Regions from separate parts of the Mus musculus genome. Here region 1 is linked to region 2. Evidence: chromatin loops called from intact Hi-C (ENCODE). Cell type or tissue: gastrocnemius. All regions are shown on one strand. Each heading gives the region's core, and the rest is flanking DNA. Links, peaks and the distances in the headings are about the cores only.

The links. A loop is a pair of places that touch in the nucleus more often than their neighbours do. Peaks named below come from ENCODE experiments on the same cell type or tissue, not always from the same donor. Only the 100,000 strongest peaks of a DNase experiment are listed, where the experiment ranks them.
Region 1: a loop joins it to region 2, with 1.9 times the contacts of the local background. A loop is called at or near these places in 11 of 42 quality-filtered maps.

Annotation. Positions count from the first base shown.
Region 1 is chr2:130,850,514-130,858,597 of GRCm38, reverse strand. No RefSeq gene overlaps it. Among named protein-coding and RNA genes, the nearest start is that of 4930402H24Rik, 14 kb to the right of the region's middle. In gastrocnemius, for the core only: no CTCF peak of the experiment used is centred there; no DNase peak of the experiment used is centred there.
Region 2 is chr2:130,901,812-130,909,895 of GRCm38, reverse strand. Atrn (attractin) reads right to left here and starts at 3,401. Exons shown (of 29, transcript NM_009730.3): 1 at 2,929-3,401. The coding sequence starts at 3,335. It overlaps A730017L22Rik (RIKEN cDNA A730017L22 gene), which reads left to right and starts at 3,500. Exons shown (of 3, transcript NR_015523.2): 1 at 3,500-3,685. In gastrocnemius, for the core only: no CTCF peak of the experiment used is centred there; DNase peaks (open chromatin) are centred at 2,994 and 3,463; H3K4me3 peaks cover 3,059 bases; H3K27ac peaks cover 2,340 bases.

The DNA of each region.
Region 1 (8,084 bases), core at 1,592-6,591, 52 kb after region 2:
CTCTTGCACCCAAATGCATCTGAAGGCACATGTGCATAGACCCACCCTAACAAGGTCATGTCACACACACACAACCAACCTGAACTACAGCATTTATATTTGTACAGACATATTGTATTCATACTTTTTAACAGGCTTATTTCATTTAGCATAACGTCCAACAGGCTTATCCGAGTTGCCATAATGGAGTGATTGATCTTATCAACATGGTTGGAACGAGAAACAACTGTGAGAGTGACTCAAGGTTCAAATGGACTGTTAAAGGCTATGGAACTGTGGATGCTGGGGCTGGTTAAAGGAAGTAGGTGACTGGGGGGGTATCCTGGGGAGCTCCAACTTGCCCCACCCCTTCCTTTTGCCACTTTGCTGCACACCTTGTAAGCCAATCTGTCACACCTCTAAACTCAATACACAAATTTTTCCTGCTTTAAGCAGGCTTTTTTTCTTCACAGCAACTCAGAGTAACAGACAGAATTTTCTTCCTCTTTGAGGCTGAATAACAAACTGTTCATTGTCCAGATAAGGACCTTTGTGTTCATCTCAAAGTATGGATGCCACATAATGAGTCCCCTGAATCAAGTCCTGAGACATTTGAGGGGTACAGCACATTTTGTAGAAAAGGGAGAAAAAGGCAAACTGTGGAGAGGGATTTGGGGGTTCATAGTATGGTTCCTTTTCCAGCTCAGAAAGCAGCTTTTGAATAACAAGTGCCCATGAGTAATAAGTGTATTCTACATTGACTCCAAGCAATTAGCTCTCTCCACCTGGTTTGGACCTCTCGGTAGGACCTTTTCCCTATGTAGTGGAGGCAGACCCTGAAAACTGTCAGCTAGACCTTCCTTGCTCATCACATTCATCCTTCCTGGAAAAGAGATCTGACCAGCACACCTCCATGTCTATAGCAATTCATCTCTCCTGTTAGGATGGTACCATCAAATGGTGCATCAAATAAGATATACAAAGAGAAATTTTCTTCATCGTGGACATTCAAATTTGAGGGGTTTGTTTGCTTACTTATTTTTGTAGCTATTAGAATTGAAGCTAGGACTATAGATATGCCAGACAAATGCTCAACTACCAAGCCATATGCCCAAGCCCAAAATTAACTTTTGCTGAAAAGTCAATAGATTGTAAAGCAACAGTTCTAATTATATAGAGAAGTATTCTTCTGAATCCTTTAATCTATAACACATGAGGAGCTGTCAAACTGGAACATTTCTTTTCTATTATTATTACTTTAAGATGCATTTATTTTTATTTATATACATTTTGTTTGTGTGTATGTATATATACCATGTGCATGCTGGTGCCTGCAGAGGCCATCTATCAGATCCTCTGGACTGAAATTACAGATGATTGTGAGCTGCCCTGTGGGTGCTGAGAACCCAACCCAGGTCCTCTGCCAAGAGCAGTAAATGCTCTTGATTAATGAGTCATCTCTCCAGCCTCTCTCTCTTTTTATATGAACACATATATTTATAGTTTGTTTTGAAACACCGTGGCCAAACTCAAGGCCTGGGATATGATAGGTGAGGTCTCCACACTGCTACATCCAGCTCAGTTTGCATTATTTCTTCCACAGCATGTTTTAAAATGTTTAAGCCTTTATCCAAAAGTATTATGGAGGAAAAAAGTGGTTAGAGGTAGTGGAGAAAGAACATGGAACATATGGCCCAAGTTTCTCTCTAGACTCAGTCCTGGAAGAGAGGCAGGCTGAGAATTTGACAAGCCTTTCAAGGGCAGGATGCCTCTGCTCCACTCCAGATTTGAGGTTCTGGAAGGAGGACACTGTGTAAGTCAGCCCCAAGTAAACTCAGGAAAATCAATACCCTGATTGGCCAAGCAATGATCCACCCTCAATGCATTCCTGCCATCGTTCTTAGAGCCCTGGTGTGGATCAAGTCCATCTGCAATGGAGTGGCGGAGTTACTGAGTGGACTGACCAACATAGACAGGATAGGAGAGGTAATACAAGGACTCAAGACCACAGGGCAAACAGAAGCCACTGAGAAGCTCAGTCGTCAGATCCAGCTCAGTCAAGAAACAATGGGTCTCATGAACTATCAGTGTTAGCAGGAAGGCAACTATCAATCAATCAATCAATCAATCAATCCATCCATCCATCCATCCATCAATCAGTCAATTAACTTACCTGTTTTCAGTCATCTGGATAAGAGAATGAAACGGTATAAAAACCCAAGCATCTGAATATTTGTTCTTTAAAGACTGCTAATCATGCATCTCCTAAATCATGGATAACTGCAAAACATGGTCACTTACTGTTTTTGTGTCTTGTGCAGAACGCCAAGTAGAACCCAGGGCATCATGTGTGCTAGGCCAGTGCTTTTCTACTGGTGCAAGTCCGGGTCAAAGCACTCTGAAGTTATTTTCTTTTATTACATTTATTTATTATATGTGTATATATGTGAGCACATGGGGAAGTCAGAGAACAACCTGACCATTCCCTCCTTCTATCATGTGGGCCCCAGGGACTCACTCTGTCAGGCTTGGTAGTAATCACCTTTACCCACTGAACCATCTCAATATCCCTAAACCAAATGTTTGAGTCTAACTTGCTGTTCTTGCAGAGGACCAAAATTTGGTTCCCAAGACCTACATTAGATGATTCACAACTGTCTATAACTCCAGCTCTAGAGGATCTGAACCCCTGACTTACAGCCTTATAGGCACGTACATACAGATTGTGCACATACAGACACATGCACGCACACACACATACACATTTCTCTCTCTCTTTCTCTCTCTCTCTCCATACCAAATGCTGCCCCTCAAACCCTTCTCAGAGTTCCTCCCCCATCTGCCCTCCCCTTTGCCTTTGAGAGGGCAGCTCCCCCCCCCCCACACACACACAGTATCTCCCACTCTGGTGCATAAAGTATCTGCAGGATTAGATGCATCCTCTCCTACTGAGACCAGACAAGGTAGCCCTCTGCTACTTATGTGCCAAGGGCCTTGATCCAGCCCATGTATGCTCTTCCATTGGTGGCTCGGTCTCTGGGAGTTCCCAGGAGTCCAAGTTAGTTGACACTATTGGTCTTCCTGTGGGGGTTGCCATCTCCTTGAGGGCCTGCAATCCTTTCCCTCTTTCATAGGGGTCCTCGACCTCCATCCAATGTTTGTCTGTGGATATCTGCACCTGTCTCAGTCAGCTCCTAGGTAGAACCTCTCAGAGAGCAGCTATGCTAGGCTCCTGTCTGCAAGCACAATATAGCATCATTAATAGTGTGAGGGATTAGTGCCTGCCCATGGGATGGGTCTCTAAACTGGCTGGTCACTGATTCGGCCTCCCTATTCCCCTCACTCTCCCTTCTCCTACACAGATCCCTCCCTCCCTCTGCCTCCCATGACTATTTTGTTCCCCCTTCTAAGTGGGATTCAACCTCCTTACTTTGGCATTTGTCTTAGGGTTTCCATTCCTGGACAAAACATGATGACCAAGTAGCAAGTTGGGGAGGACAGGGTTTATTCAGCTTGCACTTCCACATTGCTGTTCATCACCAAAGGAAATCAGGACAGGAACTCACAAAGCATTGGAACTTGGAAGCAGGAGTAGATGCAGAAGCCATGGAGGGATGCTGCTTACTGGCTTGCTCAGCTTGCTTTCTTTTCTGTTTTGTTTGTTTGTTTGTTTGTTTATTTTGTTTTGTTTTTCGAGGCAGGGTTTCTCTGTGTAACCCTGGCTGTCTTGGAACTCACTCTGTAGACCAGGCTGGCCTCGAACTCAGAAATTCGCCTGCCTCTGCCTCCCAAATGCTGGGATTAAAGGTGTGTCCCACCACGCATGGCTTCAGCTTGCTTTCTTATAGAACCCAAGATTAGCCCAGGGATGGCACCACCCAAAATGGGCCCTCCCCCATTGATCACTAATTGAGAAAATGCCTTACAGCTGGATCTCATGGAGTCATTTCCTCAAGGGAGGCTCCTTTCTCTGTGATGACTCCAGCTTGTGTCAAGTTGACACAAAACTAGCCAGTACAGCATTCCTTCTTGTTTAACTTCTCTGGGTCTCTCACACACAAATAGTTTTTAAAAAAATAGTTTTTGTTCCTTTTGTGGCAGTATTACCATGAGGCTTCTGTGTCAATGCCTGTGACAAAATACCTGAGGGAATCAAGTAAAAACAAAACAAAAAGATCTTCCTTTGGCTCCATTGCTTGTAGATCTCTGGCGATCATCATCATGGGGAGCATGCGATGGAGCAAAGCATCATGGGAACATGCAATGGAGCAAAGCATCATGGGGATCATGCAGTGGAGCAAAGCTGCCCATCTCAAGATGGTGGAGAAGCAGAAAGAGTAGGAGAAAAGGGGCCATAGTAAAATGTTTCATTAAAAAGCATGTCCCCAAACAACCCACATACTGTAACCAGACCAGTTTCCTCCACTCCCCTTAGTGTGCAGATTATGAATCTATCTGTTGCCAGGCACCTAAGTTCTAGTATCCACCTGTATCAAGATGTGGTGCTATGTGTCTGTACTCCTGAGGAGCAGAGGCAGGGGGCTACATCATATTTGAGGGTAATCTTTAGTGTAAAAAAAAAGATATGGAACGCAGCCCGATGTGGTGGCACACACCTTTGATCCTAGCACTTGAGAGGCAGAGGCAGGCGGATTTCTGAGTTTGAGGCCAGCCTGGTCTACAGAGTGAGTTCCAGGACAGCCAGGGCTACATAGAAAAACCCTGTCTCGAAAAACCAAAAACCAAAAACCAAAAAAAAAAAAAAAAAAAAAAAAAAAAAAAAAAAAAAAGGAACAATTTCCTTTCCTTCTGTCTGTCTTTCTTTTCCCATTTCTAATGATTTAACTTGAGCTGTAAGTTTAAAATGATCTTCTCATTTTTGCCTCCCTCCTTTCTCAAAATTCTATCTTATCACAAGTTTCAATATTTTACCCATAGCTTTGTTTCTTAGTTTTGTTTGGTGGTGGTGGGAGGGTGGTTTCACTATGTAGACCAGACTGGCCTCAACTCACAGAGATTCCTGCCTCTGCTTTCTGTATACTGGGATTAAAGGCATGTGCCACCATATCTGGTCAAATTCTTACATTTGTAATTATTCTGGTTTTAACTGGAATCTCCTGATCTTAATTCTAGGCCACAGGAGGTATTCAACTCCATTTCACAAGTCCCCTCATTCTAGGACCAGCAGCTACTGTGATATTCTCTTACTGTGACAGAGAACAGTAAAAGCCAAGGCAAGCCGCACACTTAGATTCTATTTTTATCTTAATTCTTAAATTACTATTATTAGTAGTAGTAGTAGTAGTAATGTATGTGCATGCATGATGTACTGGGGGGTTGCATGTGGAGGTCAAACAACTTAGTTGAGTTGGCTCCCTCCTTCACCTTTATCTGGGAATCAAACTCAGGTTGCCAGGCTAGTTCTGCAAGTGTTTTCACCCACTGAGCTATCTCACTGGCCACACACAGACACTTTTCAAACTTCTTACAACATATCCACTAACAGTTCATTGCCAAACTAGTTCTTGTAGCCAAGCTCTATCAATGGAGTAGAAATGACTGATGTATACCCAAGAAATGTGAAGAAATGAGAGTAATCTAATCCATTGCGGAGGAAGACTAAGCATTACCTAATTACCAGATTATCAGAAAGAAACTATTTTTCCTGTTACTTGGGCCTATTCTTGGGTTAAGTTCCCTACTAGCAGAGCCCGGAATGGAGAATCCTCAGCATGTCATCTTCTGAGTGTGTGATTTCAAGATCACATGCTGGGAAGAGAGACAAAGACAGGACCAACGAAAGAAAAGAAGCAGGAAAGGACACCTCAGTGTATGTTTGGAACAGAGGCAAGTATGACCACATTTGGGAAGAGAGAGAAGGTATGACCTCAGCTGGGAAGAGAGATCAAGTATGACTTCATCTGGGAAGAAAGGGCAGGTGTGACCTCAGCTGGGAAGAGAGGGCAGGTGGAAAAGATCCCAGATTCCATGGGTGACTTAAGTGAGCACGCTATTACAGAGCTGTCCATCTTGAGATAACCCCCTGCCTGGGTGTGTGTCTGTGTGTGGGCAAGCATGTGTGCAATGATTCATATTTATAGTTGTATCCTAGCTTAATATTCTGTTACTATGTTAAAATACCATGACCTAAAGCATCCTGGGGATACAACTTAATTTACTTTTCTTGTTACTTGGGTCTGTTCTTGGGTTAAGTTTCCCATTTCATTTTACACTTTATAGACTACCATCAAGGGACTCATGAAGGCAGGCACTCAAGGCAGGATCTTAAAGTATAAACCATGGAGGAACTGTGCCTGCTTTGTTTCCCAGATGACATTCAGCTGCCCTTCGTATACAACTCAGGTCTGCGTGCCCAGAGAAAGTACCACGCAGAGTAGCTAGGCCCTCCTACATCAAGTGGCAACCAAGAAAATGCCCCTAAAGACATGTCCAGAGGCCAAACTGATGGAGGCTGTTCTTCAAATGAAGTTTCTTATTTCCAGGTGTGTCAAGCTGAAAACCAAGGTCGGCCTCCTGAACTACTAATTGTGTGTGTGTTTGGCTGTGACTAAGCACCATGACTAGAAGTGATTTATGAAAGAGTTTACTTGAATTACAGTTCCAGAGAGATAAAGTAACATTTTATCACGCTACCCAGAATGCCTTGCAATTTAAACTGCATGAATTATCGATTTCTGGGCTTTTTTTTCCCCTTCTCTTTCCTTCTCACTCTCTCCTTTCCTCCTTTACTTTTCTTTTTAATTTGTTGTATTTCTTGTTTTTGTTGAACTGAGACTGGGTCTCATATCACATGAGACTGACCACAAACTTGCTATATATAGCTGAAGATGACCTTGAACGTCTGATCTTCCTGCCTCTACTTCCTGAACACTGGAATTATGAATGTATATTACAACACACGGTTCGTAAGGCTAGCAGTCAAGCTCAGTGCCTCATACATGCCAGGCAACTGATTTACATCCTTAGTTCTAGTTCTGTAATTTTCCATTTAATGTTTCTGTACTATAGTTGACTATAGGCAGCTGAACGACAGAATGCAAAACCACAGGCTGAAGATACAGCTCAGTGGTAGAGTGCTTACCTAACATGTGCAATGCCATGGATTCCACTGCCACAAAATAAAACAAAAGCAAAAGCAAACATGAATAAGCCTGGGGTAGGAAGGAACAGACAGAACATGTAACCGAAGAAAAGTGAAAACATACAAAGGGTTACAGTGACTGTTTGTAAGAGTTATCCATACAGGGCTAGAGAGATGGCTCAGTGGTTAAGAGCACTGCTTACCCTTGTAGAGGACTTGGGTCCGATTCCTAGTACCCACATAGTAGGACACAACCATCCCTAACCTCAGTTCCAAGGGTAGCTGATGCCCAATTCTGACCTCCATGGGCATCACACACACACATGGTGCTCAGGCATACATGCAGACAAAATACACATAAAATAAAATGAATAAATCTAATAAAAATCTTAAAAAGAATTATACATATTTGATAGCATCAAACTGAAAACAATTTATCTGTCAGCTAACATAGGAATATGCTATATCTAACTTATAGAAAACTAGTTGTTCATATCCATAAAAGTAAACAAACTATTGATGTACATATAAGGAAACAAATAACCCTTAAAATCATTATGGTGATTCCAATTTTACAGAATTCAAGAACAGACTAATCTATAGACATTAAAATCACTTGCCTGCACTGGAAGGTGGTCATGGGTTTGACTGCATAGTTCTGATTTGGGGGAAGAGAACAATAGTTGAAATCTATCAATAAAAATGAGCTATACATTTTTATAACTCATTCTGTGATGAGGAAATTATGCCTCTATAAAAAGATTATTTTTAGGAATCCTCATTAGGTGGATTACACGCATGATCTTAGATGATGTAACATGGCCAGACATAATGGAGCATTCCTACAACCCCATCACTCATTAGGCCAAGTCAGAAAGATGGACGTTCAAGTGCAAGGCCAGCCTGTGCTACATAGACAAACCCTATCTAGAAAAGGGAGGCAGTGGGGGGTTTGTGGAAGGAACAGGGGAGAAGGAAAAGAAAAGGAGACAGAGAGAAATAG
Region 2 (8,084 bases), core at 1,013-6,012:
ATTCCTGACCTCCAAAGTTCTGAGATTATAGGTGTGTGCTACAACTCCTGGCCTTTTATTATTTTAACAATTCTAGAAGCCACTTACTATAATAGTATTGTCAGAGGCAGTCTTAATTGAGCCTTAATGAGCACAAGCTCAAAGGGAATGTCTGTGACAGTCACTTACATATGAGAGTAGCTGAGGCACTATCAGGAGTGCCTGTCCTGTTTTAAAAGGCTCTTCTCTGAACTATTCATGTGGACACTCAGATCTCTTTCTCTCCCTGGCAAGCCCTCTTACAGGTAAATAACCTCAACCAACAAGGAACATGTGCCAGGCACATACCTTGAAAACTCCCCAAACTCTGTGTATAAATCTAAGCTTATCTCAGCCTAGTCCTACCTATGTCCCTGTGCCTTGTAAATATTGCCTCTCAATCACCCAAAGTAAGAGCTAGCCTTTTCTCCTCACTATCGTGTTCACATGTCCAAGAACAAACCGATCTGAAAGAGAGACCTAACCATTTTATCTCTATACTCCCACACAATATCTACCTCGTCTCTACTAGCAGCAGTGGTGTCTGGCTCTGACCTACACCAACAGTCTCTATCAACTGCCCATAACATCTCATGCCTGTAGCCCAGGTTTTCAGAATTTGAAGGTCCCTCCATCAATCCCCCTGATCTTGGAAGCATCTAAAGTCAACTGACCTTTAAGGCTATTCCCTTTCTGGTTCCCGTCTCTAAGTCTACAATTTCATGAAAACAGAGTGACCTGTTGCATCCCATTGCTCTTTGGTGAAAGGTCAAATCCTAAATCCACTTCCTACCTCTATGTGGCATAGCACTGCACCGACCTCTCTCTGCAGTCTTGGTCCCTTTTGCTCTCTCTGCTATGGACACTGGATCTCCCCTCTAACCTGTCTTGATGTCACTCATCCCCCATCCTGCCCCTCAGGAGTATCTCAACAGAAAGATGAATCTTAGTCTCACTCTGAAAGGAGCTGGCTTCTACCGCTGCCCTCACCTCCACAATCATGCAAAATTACAATATATTGATTACTGGATTTAAAATTAAATAATTTTAAAGAATTATTTATTGGGGGGACTAAGGGGGCAGGATGTCACATGCCTTTAATCCCAGGTCTTGGGAGGCAGAGGCAGGCTGATCTCTGTGAGTTTGAGGCCAGCCTGGCCTACACAGTAAGTTCCAAATTAAAAATATTTATTTTTATTTCCTGTGTAAGTGTTTTGCCTGCATGTGTGCCTGGTGCCTGAAGTCAGAAGAAGGCATGACATCCCCTGGAACTAGAGTCATAAATGATCATGAGCCACCATGTAGGTGCTGGGAACCTAACCCCAGTCCTCTGCAAGAGCAACAAGTACTCTTAACCACTGAGCCAGCTCTCCAGCTCCATTATGGTATTTTTTACTCCCAAACGAAAAGTTAAGTTCTACAAGAATAAAATTACATACAACTTGTTTACCACTGTATCTCGAAGCCTAAAATCACAACACGCTAAACTATTAGACCAACCCCCGAAACACTGGTGCTGAGGTTCCTTGGTTTCTCCATTGTAAAACTTAAGAGTTCATCTTGCCACTGATCTCTGAGTCCCCTAGAAGATCTAACAGAGATCTATTACTTTAACATTCCAAGCTTCTCCCTTACAACTCTCTTCTACTACAGGGGCACTGGCAAAACTCCACCTTCTGGACTCTACCACTATGTCTGCAGCTTTTTTTTTCCATTTGGAATTCTTCTCCCCAACTTCACGCTTGCAAATCCTACTTAACCTCACATGCTCAAATTCAATGTCACCTCCTCCTCCTCCTCCTCCGAGACTTCTCTGCTTACTGCTAGCCAGTCACACACTCTCTGCCCCTTCATTTCCACAGGTTCTCTTATGCCAGGTTCAGGCCTCACTCAGATCAAATGACACTCAAATGGGTGGCTTCTAATGTCACCACTTATCGGAATCCTGGAAGACCGACCACCTGTTTGTATTTTGCTTTTAGCATTTACCACTATCTGAAATTATCCTGCTCATTCCTTTTGCCTAGTTACGTGTTGACTGCCTGTCAGCCCTCACTAGAACATAAGATCAATTGGAGCAAGAATCAATCCTACGCCACGTTCACATTCCCTCACTTTCCCACGTCAAATGGGGAACCCAGTCAACAAATATCTGCCTGAGATATGGATGACACTGTAGGTCTTATAACTTCCCCTTGCTGTGTTCCTAACTTCTTGTGGACCACATCAAACTCTGGATGATGGATCTACCTGTGTGCATTATCCAAAAATTCTCTCACAACAGAAGCAAATAATAGATAAAAGCTAATTAAAAAGTGATCTCTCCAAGAGGTTCTGCCCCAAACCAAGCCAACTGCATGTTGTGGAGAATCTAGGGCTAATAGGATTCTCCTCTCTAGACAACCCCGTTCCAATAGGCCAACAGTGAGGATCCAAAAACTAGTTTCTTCACTTTCCTTGGAACAACAACCAATGGTACTTTTATCCCTGAAATCTTACAACCCAGCCTTACCTTCTATTTTCACCCAACATGTCACTTCCTCGGCTGTACTTCTTCCAGACACACATATCTCCAATCTCTTGGGCTGGTCAAAGGCAAGTGCTGAAGAACTCACTCACTCACCGTTTCCTTGATACCTCATTTATCCTAAATAAGCCCGTTTTCGAGGTGGGCTTTTATACTCTTCAGGACCCACATCTAACCCACAGCAACAAATGCCTCCCGAGTGTTCCCGTTCCTTCTCAATCTTCCACCACAGGCAGACCCGAAGGCCACCAAATGAACATCCCTCCAGGAGGCAAGCCATCATCAAACACAGTGGGGCAAATTCTACCCTCGCGATTTCAAGCCCTGCACCTGCCTTGGGCCTGGAACATCAGGCTGGGCCTGCACTCCCCACCCGCACTCACCTGAAGCGGCCCCCGCAGTGCTGGCATTGCTCGCCCACCCAGCCCGTGGGGCAGACGCACTGGCCGGTGCCAGGGTTGCAGCGGCCGCCGTTGACACACGGCCGGTCACATTCCTTGGCCTCGGCTGCGGCCGAGCCCGACACCGCCGCCGCCACCGCAGCGGCCTCGGCCTCCCGGGGCAGCGGCAGCAGCAGCAGCGAAAAGAGCAGCGGCAGCAGCGGCGGCGGGGGCAGCGCCCGCGACAGCACCCGCGGTAGACACAGCCGGGCGCGCGGTCCCGGCCTCCAGGCCCCTGTCGCGGTGCAGGGTCGGTGCTGCCTGCCCTTCCTGCCCGCAGGCGCTGCTGTCGCCGTCGTGCTCCCCCTCAGCCGCGCCTCAGTCGCCGCCGCCGCCGCCACCGCCACCATCTTCCTGGGGCTGAGCCGGCGCCCAGCGAACACATACACACCCCGCACGCCGGCTCCCCTTCGCCTGGCCGTGCTAGGCGGGGCCGGGCGACGGTGGCCCGGCGGGTCCATATCCAAGGCGGGGCTCCCGCTGTGCGTCGGGCAGGGGCGGGGCTGGCATGCGCGGGGGCGGGACCAGGGCCGTGGTCTTCCGGCGTGCCCAGCATGTAGACCTGCTCAATGCCAGGGTCTTAGCGCGGATGAACATCGCCTAGTCTACGGAGGCTCTTTGCTTTCCGCACCGCGCTACGACGAGTTAGCCAGTACCTCCTTACAGTGGCTGCCTGGCTCTGCTAGACAAGCTGACTGTGGTAAGTGTTACCCTTTGGACGCCTCCAAAGCTCAGCTTATAACCCCAACTCCATTTTGGTGAGAAACCGGACCCAAAAGGCTAATGATGTCGTGTGTTGCTAGCTGAGACCTGAAGAAGTAGTACTTACTGCATTCGCGTTTCTAAACTAGGGATAACAAAATGGCACGTGTGTTAATTAAGCACCTGCATATGAATAGATGTGTAACTGACTGAATGCACACACAGCCAGGCTTTCCTTGATAGCGAGCGGATTGAACCAGTGGCAGACCATGTCTATGTGTACCTTAAATTCTGCAGGAGAAGTTTAGCATTATCTTGTACCCCACGACCTATCCATATTCTCTGAAGAAAGAACAGCCCAGAATTACCGGGAGCGCTCTCAGCTTGCACACCCTTCTTGCTAACGCCAGTGCCTCTCCTACTCCCAATGATACATACTTCCCAATAGCATAACCTTGTATGGGCCACTACCCTGGAATGTACGCTGGACCTTGACTATATTAAACCGATAGAAGGATATGGTAAAGAGATAACGTGTCAGTTCCAGCTCTGATCTTATTTTTTGTTTCTTTTGTTGCTTGGTCTGGTTTGGGAGGTATTTGTTTATTTGTTGTCCTGGGATTCTCCTGCTCTTCCACCTTGGAAAGATTCATACAGAGGTCATATGGAGAGAAAAGGTCCCAGGCAAATGAATCTGGTAAGCTTATAGCTGGAAGAACAGTCACTGAGTGAAGAAGCCATATGGGTTGTTTTAGCCATCTGAGTTGTTCCACTAAAAGAATAGATAGATAGATAGATAGATAGATAGAGATCTATTTAGTTGGCTTACAGGATGCAGTCCAAGTAGTTCAACAATGGCTGTCCCACCCTAGAAAGGTGCTTGATCCACAAGACTGGACTCCACAGTCCCAATTCGGTGCTGGAGTCCTAAAAGATTCCTGGAGATCTCACTGCTGATCCAAAGAAGTCAGTTCTAATATCAGTGAGGTAACGCTGCAGAAACTTGATAGATGACCTTCCCTCCAAGAATAAGAACAAGCAGACAGAAAGCAAAGTTTCTTCTTCTCTGTCCTCTTATCTGCCATGAGAAAGTGCTACACAGATTTAGAATGAGTCTTCCTGCTTCAGGTAATCTGATTAAGACAATTCTTCATGCCCAAGAAATGGTGGCCCACACCTTTAATCCCAGCACTTGAGAGGCAGAGGCAGGTGGATCTCTGTGAGGCCAGCCTGGTCTACAGAGTGAATTCCAGAACAGCCAGGGCTACATAGAGAATCCTAGTCTTAAAAAGAAAAACCAGTTCTTCCCAAGAATGCCTATGTGCTTGTGTTGTTGTTGATCCCAGATACAGTCAAGTTGACAAGCAAGATTTCTCATCAAGTCTACATTATCTAAATAGGAACAAATCTTTCCTGTGTCTCATCCAGTGAGAGGCCCATTGCTCTTTCAAGCAATGTTTCAGCCTGCTTTAGAGAGGCTAATCAGAACTTTGCCTCATAATCTTGGGCTGTGCAGAGTATACTTATGCAGGTACTTGAGAGTTTGGGCACCTGGTCCTGGAAAACAAAGAAAACCTCACATACATGTATGAAACCTCTCTGATTAACCTGGGAGTAGAGAATTGGAGTGCACCCATAGTCAGACACCAGTGTCCAGCGCAGGCCCTGACCTTGCTCACTCTGCATCCCCTGAAGGCCTGGTAGAGCTGAACTGCATACACAGCAGCCTCACCCCAGCTATCCCAGGGCTCCAAACCAGATTCCAGTCTTCACATTTGTTCATTTCTTTGTCTTTTCTCTTTCTCCTCTACTGTGTTCTACATACGGCTGTATATGATGAAAGAAGGAAGCAGGAGACATGGACCTACCATGGTCATGTGGTAGACTACACAGTTACAACGTCTCCTATTGAATCTCACCTATCCCCGTGCCCGCCTCTCCCCCTCTCCCCACGGCCCCCGCTCCTGTTTTACCCTTAGCTCCCTGCTTCTGGCACTGTTTGGAAGCCTGTGGGCTGCGCTGCCTTGGAGCGTGCTCCTGCCTCTGGTTCTCCTTGCTTTCCCTTATTCTGTATTGCTACCATGTAAGCCATCCTCCACTCCATGCGTCTCTCTGCCACAGACAGCTGGGAACTCTGCCACGCCTTCCCTGTGTGAGAGACTGAAATCCTTCTGTTAACAAGAGCCAAAATAGATACTTCTTCCCTTAAGTTGCTTTTGCCAGGGCATTTTGCTCACAGAAGCACAAAAGAGGCTAACACTGTCTCCTGCCATGAAGAGAGGAAGCCTTTCTGGGATTTTCCAGTCTGAGATTCCTGGGTCACACAAAATCTTGACGATTCTTTCCAGCTGTCTCGGAACACTTGCTCTGGGGAAAGCCAGGGGCCATCAAAGAATTCCACTTTTCTGAAATTGCCATACTAGAAGGTAGCTATGCTCCAACCTTTCTAATCTACAGCCACTCAAGACGTCTCACTTGAGTACCAGATAATCAAGTAGCCAAGACAAGGACTCCCTGCCAAACACAAGTTACTAGTATATGAGCAAAATAAGTAAGAGTACTTGTTTAAGCCAGTAATGGGAATGACTGGTTACACAACAAAAAACTAACATATCCTGTAACTCACTTTCAACAAGGACAAGAGGTCTAGTGATGTAGACCCAATTAAGAATTCATCAAGAAAGGGCTGGTGAGACTACTCATGGTGGTACATGACTCCAGTCCCAGCACTGGGGAGGCAGAGGCAGGTGGATCTTTGTGAGGCCAGCCTGGTCTACAGAGTAAGTTCCAGGACAAATCAGAGATACATAATAGACAGATCCTATTTAAAAGATTTTTAATAAAAAAAAAAAAAACAAAAACCAGAAAGGGTTGGCTCAGTGGGTAAAGATGCTTGCCGTGTAAAGCTGGCAACTTAAGTTCAACCCCTGAAACCTGTATAAAGGTAGAAGGAGAGAGCTGACTCCACAACATTGTCTTCAGACCTCCATACTCATCCCATAACATGAGCACACACAGTAATAAATTTAAAACAAACAAAAATACTCACCTAGGGGTAGTAACACATGCTCTTTCAATCCCAGCACTTGGGAGGCAGGGGTAGGTGGATCTCTGAGTTCAAAGCCAGCCTGGCATACAAAGTGAGTTCCTGGCCAGTCAGGGCTATGTAGAAGAAGATCCTGTCTCAAAAGAGAGAAAGAGAAAGGAAGAAAGAGAGAGAGGGAGAGAGAGAGAGAGAGAGAGAGAGAGAGAGAGAGAGAGAGAGAGAGAGAGAGAGAAAGAAAGAAAGAAAGAAAGAAAGAAAAAGAGAAAGAAAGAGAGAAAGAAAAGAAAGAAAGAAAGAAAGAAAGAAAGAAAGAAAGAAAGAAAGAAAGAAAAGGAAGGAGGAAAGGAAGGAAGAGAAAGGAATAAAGAATTCAGTATGATCATAAAATCAAATATACACATAGATAGTAAGCTATGTGTCATGTCTGGTCAGGCCTCTGAAAGTATGTCTTTTGAGCTCTATGAATTAGTTATGTTTAAAATGTCTTGAGAAAAAGCAAGTTGGAGGCTGGAGAGACTGCCCTGAGGTTAAATCTACTTGCAGATGATCCAGATTTAGTTCCCAGCACCCACTTGGTGGTTCATAAATAGCTTCCATTGCTCTAGCTCTGGGGGATCTAGATAATCAGATGAGATCTTCTGATCTTTTCGTGTACCAAATATGCAGATAGTACACACACATACATTCAGGCAAAACACTCGTAAAATGCACCTTAACGGGGGTGGGGGGAAGCATGCTAGGGAATACATGTTTGCTTTGGCTTATAGTTCCAGAAGGGATATAGTCCATCGCAGCAGACAAGGCATGGCAGGAATATAAAGGTGGCCTGGCACATAGGAGACAGAAAGATCAGACTTCATCCATACATAGGTAGCAGAGGGGAATAACAGGAAGTGGGACCAGGCTATGCAACATCAAAGCCTGACCTAAAGACAGCCAGCCTTCACTTCCTAAAGGCTCCATAATCTCCCCCAAACAGTGCCATCAACTGGAGGCCAAGTATTCAAATACCCGAGCCTATGAGGATTTTTCTTTCACACCATAACTCTATAAGCCTTTGTACCCAGAATTTATGCTACCCTTTCTTCACTGGTCCTTCCTCAAGCAGCCATTTCCAGGTCCCAGAAATGTTACTGCCAATGACAAACAAAACCAGCCTTTAACCAGGAATGCTTTATGTCTAAGCTGTAAATAGAAGAATCATTATGAACTGCCTGGTTATGAACCTCCATGCAGGTGCCAGGGAACTGAACCTGGGTCCTGTGAGCCTACTGGGGTCTATAGTGGTTTGAATGAGAATGGCCCCCGCTGGCTCATTGAAGACTTGGTCCTCAGTTGGTGGAACTGTTTG